2 separate regions of the Mus musculus genome follow, and region 2 is linked to region 1. The links are chromatin loops, found by intact Hi-C in ENCODE. Cell type or tissue: heart. All regions are shown on one strand. Links, peaks and the distances in the headings refer to the core of each region. The heading gives the core; the rest is flanking DNA. Region 1 holds the start of Fstl4 (follistatin-like 4). Region 2 overlaps Fstl4 (follistatin-like 4).

The links. Hi-C counts contacts between places; a loop is a spot of excess contacts. Peaks named below come from ENCODE experiments on the same cell type or tissue, not always from the same donor. Only the 100,000 strongest peaks of a DNase experiment are listed, where the experiment ranks them.
Region 2: it touches region 1 in a loop (2.7-fold over the local background); 1 of 42 quality-filtered maps calls a loop at or near these places.

What each region holds. Positions count from the first base shown.
Region 1 is chr11:52,761,914-52,770,242 of GRCm38, forward strand. Fstl4 (follistatin-like 4) reads left to right here and starts at 2,793. Exons shown (of 16, transcript NM_177059.3): 1 at 2,793-2,969. In heart, for the core only: CTCF peaks have their summits at 107 (motif pointing left) and 4,211; no DNase peak of the experiment used is centred there; H3K4me3 peaks cover 2,398 bases; H3K27ac peaks cover 1,794 bases; H3K27me3 peaks cover 3,520 bases.
Region 2 is chr11:52,871,062-52,879,390 of GRCm38, forward strand. All of the region lies in intron 3 of Fstl4 (follistatin-like 4), which reads left to right. Among named protein-coding and RNA genes, the nearest start is that of Fstl4, 110 kb to the left of the region's middle. RefSeq lists an enhancer at 5,963-7,442. In heart, for the core only: no CTCF peak of the experiment used is centred there; a DNase peak (open chromatin) is centred at 5,060; H3K27ac peaks cover 2,617 bases.

The DNA of each region.
Region 1 (8,329 bases), core at 16-8,015:
AACCCAGGTTCTCTGCACTGTTCTTGCAGAGTTTGATTCCTAGTGGCTATTCTGGTGGCTCACAACCACCTGTAACTCTAGCTCCCAGGGGACCTGATGCCCTCTTCTGGCTTCCTTGGGTACCTGCACATACATGTACAGCCCCCACATTTGCATAATTAAATCTTAAAAACAAAAACAAAACACTGGAAAAGTAAAAAAACAAAAACAAAACAGTCTCTGTTAGTCTGGGCTACACAGTGAGAACCTGCCTCAAAACCTACCAAAACAAGGGATGTTTAAACTTCTAGACCTCATAGAGTAGAAGTATATTGATCACTTCCGCTTGTGTTTCTGAATCTGTACAGCTGAGCTAGTGCACTAACGCAATTTATGTTCGGAGCCCTTCCACCCCAAACGTTCTGAATTGTACAAATTCAAAATTTTACCTTAAAAAAATAAATAAACAGGGCTGGTGAGATGGCTCAGTGAGTAAGAGCACCCGACTGCTCTTCCGAAGGTCCGGAGTTCAAATCCCAGCAACCACATGGTGGCTCACAACCATCTGTAACAAGATCTGACGCCCTCTTCTGGTGTGTCTGAAGACAGCTACAGTGTACTTACATATAATAAATAAATAAATCTTTAAAAAATATAAATAAACAAAGCAACAAAACTTCCCCCAAGAATCCTAGTTAGCTAACGAGAAGCTTGCAAGTCCTGAAACGAAGATGCAAGGAAAGATGCAAGCAAATTCCAAAAGTCTCTGTGGGAAAACCAGCTTCATTCCCAGCCCAGAATGTGCTAGTAAAACAAAGAAATACACGGTGAAAGCACAAAGCAACTGGAAGAGGCATCAGCATGCGTGCGGCACCCAATGCTGCCTCTCGGAGGTGTGTTCGACTCCAACCTTCCCACGTCACTTTCTCTTATTCCAAGGTGACTCGTTATCCCACTCTGGTTTTCCGCTCAGTGGTCACAACGGCTCGCCGTGGAGGTCAGCATCAGCTCTTGGGGAGTAATCTGAACATCTGTTTCATAGCAGTTTCGTTCTCCTTCTCCTTCCTTGGGAAGCATGAAGAAGCCCAACGTTGTTTAGAACATTAAACGTGGCTATTTCTGGTCTTGGTCAGTCTGCAGGCCTTGACTTATACGTGACCTCTAGTTATTAAAAAACAACAACCTCAAAAAATGAAACACCACTCTCCTGCCTGGAATCCTGCACTCTGGCTACTGGGCTGCCTCAGCGACTTGATGCTTAGAAAAGAGGGATATGCCTCTTTTTCCACCTCATCTTGGAGAGCTGTGTGGTTTAGTCCCATCTGCAGACTGGGGATGCAAGTTCAGAAGGGGTTGGGGGAGCGGGACATCACTTCTGTGCCCCCTGGCACCTGTTAGGGGCACTCATTTTCTCTTTCTCAAGATGGAAATTGTGCCTCACCTCCTGAATTCCAGGTATATTCAGAGAATCCAGCCTCCAGCCAGCCTTGGGGATTCATTCATGGATGGCATTGGCAGAAAATCATGGTCAAATAGCAGAGAGCATCATTCTGGCCACAGCCCCAGGGCACAGAGAATACCGCTGCCTTTTTATATCTGAGTGCAAATTTTGGCGCTCACTGGCCAAGTCACAGCTGACTACGACTTGGAAGTCACTTTGATTTTTTGCAGCTGAGAAGCAATTACAACCGGGTCTGAGTTGCACCACTCTCTGGACAGTGGTGGAAGGAGGGCTAGATCCTACACCAACAACCTGAGCAAGAAAGGCTCTGTCGCCCCACTCACTGCAGTATCTTCCGGAACCAGCCCAGAGGCTTGTACTCCAGGGGCCCAATGGAAGGACAGACTCAACCAGCCTTTCATATTTCCACAATTTCTTTTCTATTTAACTAATCTTATCTGCAGGGAAGCCCCGTTGAGCCCTCCTGCAAATCAGGAGAGATCCCAAAGGCATGGGCAGGACAGAAAGCCATTGGACATCCACACCAGCACAGTAGGAGGCAGGACCTGGGCAACTGTGAGGTTAGGTCGAAAGTGACAGAGGTGTTTGCAATTTAGCTGAGCACATATGAAGAGCTGTGGAGGAAAGAGAGAAGAGAAGAGAAGAGAAGAGAAGAGAAGAGAAGAGAAGAGAAGAGAAGAGAAGAGAAGAGAAGAGAAGAGAAAAGAGATGGAAAAGCCAGGAAGCTGAGGTCTTAGGCCCAGGAGAGGAAAGTGTCTTGTTTTAGGAACAAGACACGTTCCCGGCTCAGCCTGGTCAGGCTTGGCAAATGTCACCTGGGAATCTTGTAAGCGTCTCTAGTTGGGAGTAAAGAAAACTTTGCTCTTTCACAGGTAGTTGGTTCTCAATGCAGGGAGGAGTGTTCCCTGAATATTGCTTCAGGGACATCTCTCTTGGTGCAATGTACCGACCCCGTAAGGTTTCACGAGAAATGGCCGCTGATTGAGAGCAATCCTGCGCTTTGAGCAAAGCACAACCTTGGGGGAGGCTGGCCCGGAAAAGAGCTTAGAGGAGAGGAGGGGTAAGTGGGAAAACAGAGGCAGGGGGTTGTCACCTGCTGAGCTTCCTGGGAGCCAGGGGAAAGAGAGCTGTCTGGCCCAGGTGGTGCAGGGAACAGGGAATCCTCGCGCTCTGCTTGCGCGCCGGGCTGCTCTACACCTGCCGCGGGGTCTGACCCGCAAGCAGGCGGGAGGCGAGCACAGGTGGCGGCGATTGGGCAGGCGGGGCCCGGAGGGTGACGTCACGGGCTCCGGTCCCGGCGGCAGAAATAGGGCAGCCGCGGCAGCGGTGGCACAGCGGCGGGCGGCGGAGGCTCGGAGAGCTGGAGCTTGGACTATCTCTAGCACGCCAGGGGACCAGCCGACAGCCGGAGACGACCCAGCCGAGGACGCGGGGTCCGGGTCGCCGCCTCTGTCGCCGCCACGGGGCGCTCCCTCCCTTCCACCCGAGTCCGGCCACCTGGTCATTCCCTCGGCCCCGGCCGCCGTAGGTAAGCGGGTCGCAGCTCCGGAGAAGATGCGGGTGTCCGAGTCGTGCCACCGCCGCCAGCTCGTCCCGCTGCTCTCCGCCCGGGTCCCGACGCCCGCAGCTCCGCAGCTCGCTGCAGGGCCCGGTGCGGGCGTTCGCAGGTTCTCACTGCCCACGCCTGGAGAGCCAAGTTTGCGCGCCTGGCTACGGGCACGGGACCACAGGGCCGGGACTCGGCAGGGCCACCCTGGATGCGCTAGGACTGGGGGCTTAAAGCTGGGGTACATGGGGTTTGACACCCGGGGATCAGCGGTGGGGAACGGAGTGATCCTTATAGGCGCGCGGGGCGCCACGCAGAACTGCTCTGGCTGAGCCCGAAGCTCGCGATCCGCACCGAGACCCTGCAGGCGCCGCTCTTGGGCTCTGAACCCCCGGATGGCCTCAGCCAAACCCTAGCGACAGACCCTGGCTCAGACCTGTGCCCTTGGCTGGGATCTAGAGTGCGGGGCGGGCATCCTTTGCACCTTCTTCCCCTCCGCTTTGCGGGGAAACTTGCGTCCCCTTGTCGCAGCCCAAAGATAATCTGCGCCTCTCTTGGCCCTCGTTATCCCATGGCCCTCAGTGTAAGGAGCTCAAGAAGAGGGCATCCTAGCAGAACCCTGCCCTGGGGACCTTGTGGCTTTCATCTTGCGAGGCCACAGTTGTTGCCAGTAAGCAGCTGCTGTAACCCACTGGGAAGTCTCTAGGGAGCAGTTTGTCCTGAGGATATTTAGGTTGGGGGTGGGTGGGTAGGTGCTAAGAGCAACTGTGCTGACTGACTTCGGCCCCTCTTTGCTCCACCGAAGGAAGAGAGACCATTTCTAAGTTTCAGAGGAGACCTGGGAAACGCAGGCAGAGCGCTGCTCTTGGGGCGCATGTCGCCTGGAGTTTGGGTAGCACTGCAGCACGAGGCTTTGAGCACTCTCTGCAGCTGACAAAGCCGTGTCCCACTTGGCTTCCCCTATGTCTGCCACCTGAGGACTTCCTGTCCTGAAACTTGCAAGGGAAGAAACTGACTGGCAGCGGTCGGTAGGGCTCGTGGTGCCCAGAATTTGGCGAGCGTCTATGCTGTCCTTTGGTCAGCTCAGAGTTCTCTGGGAGTTTCCCCTCGCCCCCACCAGGTCTGCATTTTCTCCCAGAGCTGGTCCACCTTGCCCTGCCTAGAGGACTTCCCTCCAGATAACCGTCTCTTGACACTGATGAATAGCGCTTCGGTAGTCTCCCCTCCGTCCCCTCTAGGTGTCGCTTCTATCGAGCTTTCCATGAGTGAAAGACAGCGCCAGTAGCTTTGGTCTGTTGTCCTAGTAAATCTGTTGCAAGCCTGTGCTCCAAGAATTGTACTAGGTACCCTCCCCTGCCACGAGGTACCCAAATCCACCCACCCCTTTATATGCCTTACACAGAAATGGGGTACTTGCTAGCCAAAAAATCCGTACAGAGAACAACACCCCTTGGCATTTTCTAAGGAGGAAAAAAGTGGGGGGGGAATGAAGAAGACGTCAGGACTTTTCCAGAAAGCCCTCAAGTTATATTCCTGCCCAGCAGCCACTGGTGATGCAAGGGAGAATTTTAACAGTCTGTTCTCGTCCCTGATACTGGCCAGTATCTGTTCCGGTCCCTCTGACTCTGAGGATAGGCTCTGGTGTGGACATTGGTGTGGAAAGCAAACGAGTCGGGGAGTGACTAGGACTTGTGTGGTATCATAGCCCCAGCACTTCTCTGGCAGAACCCAGTGACTTCCTGTTTCAGTTGTGTGAGAAGGGACCTCAGGCCCAGGTTATTCTGCCACTGTCAGCTGAATGCTGGCTTTCTTCCTCCTATCATGGGGCCCAATACCTCACTCTTCCCAGGAAGACTTCAGCCTGAACCAAAGGTCATCCAGGGAAAGGGTCCATGTGTTAGCAGTCCTAATTATGTTGTCCCGGGGGCTTTTACTTTTCCTCTTAGAATTTGATGTCACCAAGTTTTGTTAATTGCAGAAAGGTTCTCCCCATCCCAACCCCCTTTCCCAGAGTGAGACCAGCTCGCTGAACTGGGCAATGTCAGGACTTTGATTCCCCTGGTTGTGCCCAGTAGGTGAGAGAAGGAGGGAGAGACTGGGTCACTCACTGTGCTTTTCCTTCTGTTAAGGAATTGGAGGACCGGTTTATTTACTGTGTCCTCATGTGATGGTCTTCTATTTGACTTAATAGCCTGTTCCGGGAACTGGTATTGAATGGTTACGTTTTCACAAACCTGTCCCAAGTGTCTACCCTACCTCTGGAGGTATCTTTTCTCTCCAAGTCCCACCTTCTTGCTTATGTGTAGTTACCATGTTTTTCCAAACAAGATGAAATTAGGTATTTCAAGAGAGTGTCTCTCTTAAAGTGTTTTGCCTCTTACTGAATAATACTAAGACATGGAACATCAAATATAATGGGAAAACCACGGTTTAAAGGACATATTTAGGAGTTATCTGAAGGTTGGACAGATAAGGGTGATAGAAGCTGTAGGTGAATGTGTAAAACTTCAGTTCCAAGATGAATGCCATCAATTTACACATTGCACATGGAAGTATTTAGGTCTTCAATTCACCAGTTGTTGGATAATAAGGAGTTCATAATCAATAGAAAATTCAACTTAGGGCAGATGAGATAGCTCAGTGGGTAATGGCACATGCTCTCAGGTTTGAGTTTGAGCCCCAAGATCCACACGTGGAAGAAGAGAACAGACTTCTGCCAGCTGTTCTCTCACTTTTAAACATACACACACACACCCAAATAAATAAATGTAACAAAAACGTAGAAAATACGATGCCACTTAATTACATTGTGCTGCAGTTAGCTTGGTAGATGCTTATCTTCTCCAGGTTGGAATTTTTGGGGCTATTTGGGGAAATTTGACGTGCTTTTCCTTTTTCCTAAAACACACGCAAATCAAAACTAGAGTCTAAACCTTTCAGCAGAAATTATGATGTAGCCACTGGTTTCAGGTTGAGTTTGTGCAGTCCCCATTCCCCCAACATCAGGCAGATACACAGAAGAGGATGGCAGGGCTCTGGGGCTCCCCATTTGATAACTCCCAGTTGATTGTCACCAGGGCATGGTGTAAACTATAGTCCGATTCAAGTACCAAGCAGATGTTTAGAAATGCAGATGCCTCCAGGGTTTGCTCTCTTAGAGGCTCTACCAAGGCATCTCTGCCATTTCTAAGCCATTTGTGTGTGACTAATCCATAGCGACTGGCCTGGTAATGTTCTCGTGTTCTGGAAAAGAGGTCAAGAGAGAAAGAGAGCTGATGAACAGTGTCCCCAGTGGCTAGCATTCCCACTTATCCTGAAAGGTTTGGTTACAGGAATAGACAAGACAAGTCTTGCCTTAAGCATATAACCATGTAAGACTCTGGCCACTGATCCTACACAGCTTACATGTTGGTTTATGGTCTCTGGGTTGGGGCAGACTTTTTTTTTTTAATGAATTCATATTAGGTTTGGTCTTCCTCTAATAACTTACATTTTTAGTCATGGCTTTTCAACTTTCTTCAAAAAGCAACTTGGCATTTGGAATGTTGCATCACGCTAACTTGTCATGACTATAATTTTAAGCACGGAAAGAGAGCACAGATACAAGTCTGTTTTACAGCGCAAATCCCGAGGTTTGCACAGAGAGGCTACACCACTGACGAGCACAAACAGGGTTTGGAAGAGGATGCAAATCTGAGGGTAAGAAAGCAGATAGGTGTTCAGGAAGTGAGATGCTAGGTTAGAGGATAGGTCTGTGCAGTGGCTTAGTTCCAAACCTTCAATGACTTACTAAATCTACAGGAGGCAGGATGGCAGCACCTAGCTCTCCTGGTTGTGAGAGAGTGTTGAGGACCAGGTGGGGACCAGAGAAAAAGGTGAAGTGCCTCTCTTCAAACTAAGATGTTTATCCTGCCAAGTGACTGAGTTGTTTGGAAGCTGAGACTGTCTCAGCTCCTTAGAGGAGGCCTGAAGGTCTCTATCCTGGTGGCGATGTAACCATCTGGCCATGAATGAATGAAACATACAATGAGTGAAGTGTAATCTCTGAATGAGGTCCAAGTTGATGGTCAGAATCTGCAACCTTATGAAGAGCTCATCCCCACCCCTGTGATGGAGGAATTCTTACTAAAGGCCAGCAAGATGACTTAAATTGGAACCTCAATGAATTCAATAGCAGATTGACTTCCTCAAAGTGACTTGTGCTCCCTGGAGTTGGAGGAGCATCCTGACCTCCTAGCAACCTGTGTCATTTCTCTTGGAGAGTGTGCCAAGCTGCACCCACTCTGGGAGCAGGTACAGAAGGGTAATAGCTTGCCTCTGAATCCTTGGCCATGGTCAGAGCCTTGACAAGCAAAGGAGGCTGGTTCTGGGTATCTTTCAGGGGCAAGAAGGGACTCCGGGTTCAGGGCCTTCCTCCTAGCTTGCCTTGTGTAGATTGACTGGGTCATGTGAAAAATCACTGCCTACCGAGATTACAAACTGGCAAGGGTGGGGAGGTATGATGGACAGGTCATCACAGAACCACCCACCTGCTCGTTAACATGCCATGTAGCTCTGGCAGGGTACTTACCCTCCCTGTGACCCTGCCTCCTCTTGTCATCAGATGGGGAGGGAGGCTAGTCACTGCTTTCTGCATGGAGATGAGGCATGTCTGTAGAGCAGACTGAATAGTACCTGACACATAGTAATTGCTATGTAAGTGTTAACCAAATAGAGAGTCTCTATTTGCTTATTAGACAGATCATCAAGATTGATTTAGACCCAATATTAATTCTTCTTTTTATTGACTGAATTGTCATAAAACTCAAGTTGAAAAATTTTTAGGCTGTTGCTGCTCTAGATGTAATGAATTGTCAATCACCCTGTGAATAAAATGACATCCAAGACATATCCACGGTGTAAATGAAATCAGCTAGTGGTGGCCAAACTGAACTGCGTTCTATAAAGAAGCTGCGTAGGCTTATTTAAGCAGTTGCTCTGGCTAACGTGTCTCCCTAGCTCCAAATAAGGTCTTAATAGGGAATCTCAGTGCAAACTGGATAAAGACCCGTACCAGCTCTAGCTGCCAAGGCTGGTACTGGGGTCGGAATGTCCTGAAACACCTCTCAGAATCTAGCCGGCTTAATGCTCACCCTCTGGGCCTGCTTCTTAAATGAAGCTACATGGTGCTTGCCAAGGCAATAATTGAAATGAATGGATTTTATTTTGATACTATCCATTAATAATAAAACACCAGACATAATTGGTCTTAGATTACTAGGCAAATTGAAAGTAAAGCGTTAGATTTCGTGGCTTGCATATTTCATAATTCCGGGACTTGACAGATGTACATTAAGTAGGAT
Region 2 (8,329 bases), core at 144-8,143, 110 kb after region 1:
ATCTTCTCCTCTCTTTGCTGCATTTGGGGACAGCTTTGAGCAGTTGTCCTCTGTGTCACTGATCTAGTTTTGCCTGTGTCTAGGCTGTGCTTTAGTGGCTCCACAGCAATGGGCAATGACTATTGCATAAGAGCACTTGTGCCTCTTGCAGTGCTCCTTGCTCTCCAACCCTCCTCCCCCGTGCTACTCTCTCCGGCTCTGCTGTTTGTCCTCTTGTCTCTTCCTCCTCCCCTCAACAGATGTCTTCTCCCCAATCCATCCTCTCTCTCTCTCTCTCTCTCTCTCTCTCTCTCTCTCTCTCTCTCTCTCTCTCTCTCTCTTTAGTTTTTTGAGACAGGGTATCTCTGTGTAGCCCTGGCTGTCCTGGAACTAGCTCTGTAGACCAGGCTGGCCTTGAACTCACAGAGATCTGCCTGCCTCTGCTTCCCAAGTGCTAGGACTAAAAGTGAATACCACCACTGCAACATTCTCCACTGTGTTGGGGGTTCAGAAGTTTTCTTAACTTTTTCTTCAGATGCTAAAATAGATCACTTTCGGAAAGACTCATTGAGCTGGCATTTTCTTATTCTTTGAGCATGGAGTCTAGACCTACCCCCACCCTGTTCTTCTGCCTCAGGGCTTACTCCTGAAGGAAGAGATTCTCATTCATGTGGTCAAGGTGCATGGGCACCCTCAATCTTGCCCCCTAGACAACCAGGATGCCTACTGGGTTCATATTCGCTACCCTCCTTTCCATTGGCATTGGAATGGGACTTCTCTCTTAATGTGAGACTTTTCCAATGCTGTGAACAATAACAGTAGATCAAAAAAATGGTTCAACCCTAGTCTAGCTTGGTTAGCCAGTAAATTCACTGAGAGACTGCTTACAAGAACATGGAGGGGCCCAGTAATAGGAGTGTGGTTGACTCAAAGGAAACTACACTGATGAAAGGGCCTGAGCAAGACTCACGGGAGTAGCACTCCTGGTGCTCACTGTACCGCTTGCAGGCTGCTCCACTGGAAACCGTATTCTCTCCCTAGCAAGTATTTACTGCCCCTGTGGCCTAGAGCTGGGGTGCTTGTGAATCTTGTAACTTTCTGTGTTTCTGGAGTCTTAGGAACCTCTGTCCTCCCTCCAGGAGGAAATGTTTTAGTTTACAGGCAATGGATATGTGTTACCACATGCCATCCAATTTACCCAGGTGCATCCTTCCCTTGTCTCTTCCATGGGCACAGGACAGGTTACAGTTGACAGTGTCTCTTCATTGGCATGAATTCAGGGTGCTATTTCTTGTTCTAGGGGTGACTGTTGCTCTCTCTGACAAAAGAGTATCATGTAACCTTTGTTTGTATGAAATAACAAGTAATGGATATTTATGGAGAGAAAACCATTTCCATCCTGCTTGGGTCTAAATGATGAGAATGCATGTATACCAAGGAGCACCATGCTAATAGCTGGGGTGAAGCATCACCAAAACAAACTGACAGTTACAGAAGACAAGGAACAGAGGAGCAGGCCTCAGGGTGGAGGGAGAGGAGATGGTAGAAAACCTCAGTCAGGGCTTGGAGAGGCGCCTCAACAGTACGAGCATATACTGCTCTTGCAGAGGTCCTGAGTTGACGGTTCACAATCATCGGTGTAACTACAGCTTTAGGGGATCTGACACCCCCTTTTGGCCTCTATGGGCAACAGCATTCACATGTGTGCGTGCACATCACCTGAGATAAAAGTTGTATAAAACTACAGCTCACACACTTCCTGGCTTCACCTCTCATTCAAGCCTCCCCTTCTGGCAGCTCAGGCCATGGAAAATCCCTTGTAAAACCCACTGCTTTTCTTCCTGAGAAGATGGGCATTTCTAAATATATATATATGAGAGCCAATGTACACATTTATCTTTTAGTGGCATACGATACATAATTTATAATGCAGAGGACTGAAAAACACGCAAGCTGCCTCAAATATCACTCGCCATATGTAGAAGCATAATTGAATGACATGCATCCTAAAAATCTGCTGTGTGAAATTCTTTGAAAACGTACTCACATGATTGCGTTAAGTCCCCGCTTAAAAATAATCTGAAACATTGCACTGGGTTGTTGTTGAGTTTAAGCTCCAAGTCTCCAAATTGTTATGAGATTACAGGCCTTCGCAGAAGCCCGTAGATCCTTGGTAACACGCTTTGTTAATTACCAGCATTGTGTGTGTCTGTGATGCCCATTGAGGATCTAGAATAGATTAAGATTGAGGACAAGGAACGAGGCTGCTGTATTTGTGCGGTTCCCCCTTCTGCTCCTCAATGGCTGCCAACATTACAGTAGCTTTATCGCACCCAGAGCCCCTCTAAGGAAAACTGTCTCAGCCTCAGACCTAGCCGAAAATTATCTGTGTGCTCATCACGGAGCTTTGCTACAAGTTAGATTGCTCAGCAGAGAGAAGAGGGGACCCCGGTGGGAGTCATGGTGTGGTTCATTGATGCTGAGAAAAAAGCTGAGGCTGAGGCTGACATGGGCAGAGCAGGTCCCGCAGGCTTCAGACCCTGGAGAGACCAACAGCTCTGCTCAGCGTGAGTCCTCAGAGATGCCCTGCATGGACCTTATTGCCACCATCAGACACTGGGGGTGACTGTGGGGGGTAGCCTGAGGGAGCAGCAAGGTCAGCAGGGGCCTTACACAACAGCACGCGGCGGGCGGGAAGCTCTGACTTTGGGTAGAGCCATAATACTAGAACTAGAGCCAAAGTGGTTACTCCCAGGTTCCAGTGCTCAAACAGCTCCCCTGCCATGCGTGCTCATCCTGGCAGGGCACTGCTAGGCTCCATCTTCACTTCTCCTACCACATCCGTTCCAGCTACCAATGTACCCTCTGCCCCATCTCTTTACATCACAGCCTCTGAGTACCCAGGGCAGATGTTTTCTGTGTCCCCTCTGATACCTGGCTACCTCAAGACCATCCTTGGAGCTTCCTTTTAGTTTCAATTCTGGGAAAAAACTGGTTAAATTTGCCGTTTGGATTTTGGTTTTTGAAGTTTAATGTAAGACACTGATTCTAACTGGCTTTGCTCACTTTTGGTAATGTGTCACTAAAGAGTCTTTGAATTTTCCTCCCCTGCATAGAGAGTAAGCCCTGTTCCAGCTAGCTGGTTCACCATGGGCAGTCACGAGGCACAAAAATGGCTGCTTGAGCCATCCTTTAAGCTGATTCTGTCCCTGAGGTGGTTTTCCTTAGAGGGAACTGCAAATACGGTAGAAACTACTGTAATGTCTTCAACCACTGAGAGCACGGAGGAGCTCCACGCGAACATAGGAACCTTGTGTCTTGTCCTCGGCTTCTTCAAGTCTGTACCAAGGGTGCTCATGCGCGTCAGTGCAGGGTTCTTGGAATGCGGGGGAGCCATCACATCTGAGATGGTTTGAGTATGAAGTGCCCACACAGACACGTATGCTGATAGCTTGATTCCAAGCTGGTGGTGCCACTTTGGATGATTCTAGAAACCTTAGGAGATGTGGCTTAGCGAGAGAAAGTAGGTCACTGAGTGGGGGTTGTCCTTGAATATTTTTCCTTGGCCCTTCCTGTCTGCTTCTGCTTCCTGGATGCTATTTGATGAGTAAGCTCTTTCACCACACATTTCCTCCACCGCCATGCTCAGCCCAAGCCCACAAAGCCAAGTGACTGTGAACTGAACCCTCTGAAACAGTGAGCCTAAATAAGTCCCTCCTGCCCCGAGATGTTCCTGCTCAGTAGTCTCTCCCAGTGATAAGCAAGCTAATGCAGCATCCTACTCTAGGGACTCAAGCCCTTACAGGCCACTTACACTGCAAGAGATGCCAGCCTAGGTGGAGATGGTCCAGAGGAGCCTGAACTAAAGCTGGTTTGGCAAAGCATGAGGCATCCTTGACTATGAGACATTCTATGGTCATGCCGGAATTTTCAGGGATGCATACCAGGCTTAATCATCAAGATGACAGGTCACCTTGAACTGAACTGAGAGAAGACAAAGTAGCAAAAGTACAAATGGCTGAAACTGTTAGTGGCTTCTGGGAAGGTTTTCACCAACAGAGCTGTATAGACATCATTGTTGCTGGAGTGCTGGGTTTCCTGTCCTTGTCTCACGGAAGGGTCCTGTGGCCACAGGACTTCAAGTGTGGACTCCAACCCTAAAGCCAAGCCCATTCTGCTGACTCACCATAGATACTGGGGATCAGAACCATGTTTCTTCCTGCATGCCAGAAAGGTCTGTGTGGGGTCTGTGAAGATGGTATCCCTGGTAACGTGCTCTACATTTTGTTCCCATTTGCCTTTAAACTGTTCAGTTGTCCCCCAGTTCTCCTGGAGCAGGTGATAAAAATCTAGGCAGGAGCTGAGTCTGTAGTTTTCTCTCTGCTGGGAAAATTGATCTTGCAGTAAGCCTCAGGGAGGGCTGGGGACATTGCTGGGATGGGCCAGTAATGAACTCCCAAGTCATGCATTAATCACAGAGTGGACAGGAAGGTACCACCTGATACCATAAGCTACTACACCCTGACCTGGGAGTGCGCAGGCCCCATGCTCGGGGGGCGAGGGGGGGTTCAAAAGGTAATTTCTAATATAGTGATAAGCAAGGTCTCATGTGGCTGACTGTTGAGTCTTTGGGGGTTCATGGGCTCAGTGAATATGCAATGCTGTCAGGTGTCAGATTGCTTTGTGCCGGGCTCTCCCAGGTTTGCACTTTGGTGCAGGCTGTCCTCTGCTAGCTAGGAGCATTGGGAATTGGGAAACCAGGTTCCATTGCTCACTAGCTTAATGTCCTCACACAGATTAAATAAACCCATTGTGCCTCAGCGTTCCCGCTTGCAAGTAGGGACAGTACCCACCTTGTAGCCTCTTTGTGAGGATCTAAGGAGACAGTGTATATCTAGCTATCATGGCCCAGAGCCTACGTCCAGTGTCATAATTCGTAGGTTTGGGTAGGTAGACTGGAGCTTTTACCTCCTCTCTTGTCTGAATCATGGCATCCAGGACTTGTGCCAGACACTTGTCCCAAGAGCTCCATAGTCAGTGGATAAAATTATGACTCCCAAAGCGTCTGCCCAGCTTCTCAGCAGGCACAGCCAGGTCAAGGTCTTCAGCTGACAGACGATGCCGCGAGCAGACGTTGAGGCAGAGTGGGCACACTGGCTGAAGCCCTCACACTCGCTGATCTGTTCTCCGTGTACCGGTTTCTTGCTTTCATACGTAGGTGAGCCCATTATGTATAATGAAACACTCAGCATTTAGCAGTCAGGCAGCTGTTGTGGTCCTTGACTGAAGGACTCTGGTTATGAAATGTACCATTTCTGAGAGAAAGCAAGTGAGAACGCGAGCCTGGGACAAAAACACAACTCCTGGGCCAAGAGCTAAGACCGTTTCAGTGCCGAAGACTCCTGCTCAGCAGTCCTGGCCCTTTTCATGGGTTTCCTGGGGTGCCCTGGCACTGCCTGTGTGGTTCACTTCTTTGAAGGTTCTCAGAGCCCTGGGCCGGGGTGGGAGTGGGAGTGGGGCTGGGGGAGGGAGGGTGTAGGCCATGATGGCGGAACACCAGCACACATCTTCAGTAAAGAGGAGTGTATCTGCAGTGGCAGGGAGGGTACCCACACGGGGATGGCAGGTACAGGCTGCAGGGCAGCACCTACAGTGTGAAAGCCATGTTGGATGGCGTCTCTTCCTGCTGTCTGCTTTAATTTGAGACAGAGGGGGGCACTACCCACTTAGTTGGCAAACATGGATCCTGAGCTCCTTCAGAGAAGCCTTCTGGTTGACCTTAGGAAGTAGCCAAAGTGCCTGAATTTTTCCAGCCTTTTACAAGGGAATACCTTAAATAGAGCACTGGGCTGCTTTATTCATATTTATTAAAACAAAAACAACAACAAAAAAAACTTTAATATTTGTATTGCCTGATTGTCCTAAGCCTGCCTAATTTATTTTCGGTGAACCCTATTGCAATGTGTGTTGTTTGTTCAGCCACCTTGCCTGTCACTCCTCCTGCAAATATTTATCCAACAAATGCTTATCAAATGGCCTCACTTGTGCCAAACACTGTTTGGGGCCCTGGGATCAGAGATGGGGAAGTGAACTTGTTTTCAACCTGATTCTCAGCCCATCTCAATTCTCCGATGTTCAGCGATCCTTCTTCTCACAACCACGCACATAACAACACTGGGCAACTCAGCCCTTGCTTCTCAGCTAAGAGAACCATGATAAAGAGTGGTTCAAAGTGGCCATCAAGATGGCTCCCTCTCCGAGGGAATAATGTAGAGAAGTCTGACATGATTTTCAAGATGTGAGCACTGCTCTGCCATTTAGTTATTCATTCAGTTAATGCCCTCTGTGTGGGCATTCTCCAGGTCCCAGTAGATACATCCCCATTTACTGAAGAAACATGCTGGTGTCCTGCCCATCTTGTCCCTCACCTACCCTAGGCTTCTGGAATCTTCTAAGCAGAACTTCAGTGAGCTTTATTCAATCTCCAGGAACTACGTGATGGAAGGAAAAACAGACTTCCACAAGTCTCTGGAATTTCACACTCACGAGTGTGTGGGCACACATTGATATGATATGATATGATATGATATATACCATGAGTATGTATGAACTTTTGTATATATGCATATGTGAGTTATTGGGCCCATGAATTATCTGAACTCATGGGGGAATCAGAAACCAGAGCTTCGCTCTCCTCCCCTTCTTGTCCACCAAATTGAGTTTCCAGTCTGCTCTGCTCAACCCTTGAAATCTTATCTGTGGCTTTGTTCTTTCCTCTAGGACTGAGCTGTCGGCCTTTCAGGGTGACAGGTTGATAGAATCAAGTCATCTGGGCTAGTCAGGAAGCTAATAATGGCTTCTGCAACTCTTCTGTGTCTTTACTTCAACCCTGGCTCAAGGTCACCTGCTGTCAGACAGTTTTTCACCTCTGGCTTCAGTAGATTCTGACTTGGCTGAATCTGTGGTTAGGGTCTACCTTAGGCCAAACTTTATAGCTGGGTCAGGGTATAAATCTGCTGAGTCATAAATCCCTGGATAATCAAATAGAGTCTCTCACACACACACACACACACACACACACACACACACACACACGCACACGCACGCACGCACGTATTTTATCAGCATTTTACCAAAGAGGTGAGTTTGAGTGATAGCCACAATGACTTCCCTTCTAATAAAGACTTCCTGAAACTAAAGGTCTTTCTCCAAGCACCAGGAAGAGACCCCACACCTGCTTGGGATTGGCAGGCGGCCCAGCTGCCCCGCTGTCTGGGATCTGGCAGTTGTCTCGCCTTAAATAAACCAATCTGAAAGATATATTCCCAAGCAAGTAAGATGGGTATGTTTGATGGGCATCGAGCAGAGATGTAGTTTATTGGATTTTATCTTGCAACTGATTTGTTTCTGCCAGACGTTGATATGCAGCCCCGATGCCGTGATTTCAGGCCCCGGGAGTATTAATGTTACAAACAACCTTCCGTTGCTCCGTCTGCTAGTAGGAGCCTTAATTTATCACAGAGATGGTAGAGTTGCTGTTTCTCATCTACTGGTAAAAAAAAAAAAAAAAAAAAGCCAGGCAGCTGTGGGCAATGTGTGTAGGGAATGTGTCCTCTCTTTTAAGAATTCATTCTTTGGAATAAGAGAGAAATTTATTCTAAAATATCTTCATCCCGAAGGAAATAAAAACCCTGCTTAATGGCAAAGGCTCTCCCTTGGGCTTTGATTAAGCAGATTTGCAAGGCTGGGCTTTCTGTACCTGTTGTTTGTCATTGGGGCCCAGTTAGACTCGGGGAAGAAAATCTTGTCTCAGGCACCTAATGTGACAGGTACCTTCTGGGACCCAGATGTCTGCCTGCAGGAACCTGCTGCCGCCACAGGTGTGCTGGGAGGACACATGTGTCCAGTGAGCGACCTGCTGGTCACTGTGGAATGAAGGCAGGACAGATTCGTCTGTTCCTTAGCCTCGATGTGATGCCTCACATAATACTCTTTTTTTTTCTGATTATAAAGACAAAACCCTTTCTTATAAAAAACTGAATTCATAACTTCATAGACAGAGGAAGACAGAACTAGTTGTGGGACAGTGAAGATGGCTTAGTGGATAAAAATGCTACCATGCAAGTGTGAGATCCTGAGTTTGAATCCCCAGAACCTATGAAAAAGCCAAGCACACAGCGTGAGCTTCTGTAATCCCCACACTTCTATGGGGAGATGGGAGGCAGAAACAGGTGCGTCCCTGAAAGTGCCTGAGCCAGCTGGCCTGGAGTGTGAGGCAGAAAACAAGGGGACCCTGTCTTAACCAGAGGGATGGCAAGTTCTGACACCTTGCTTGTCCTCTGACCTCCAT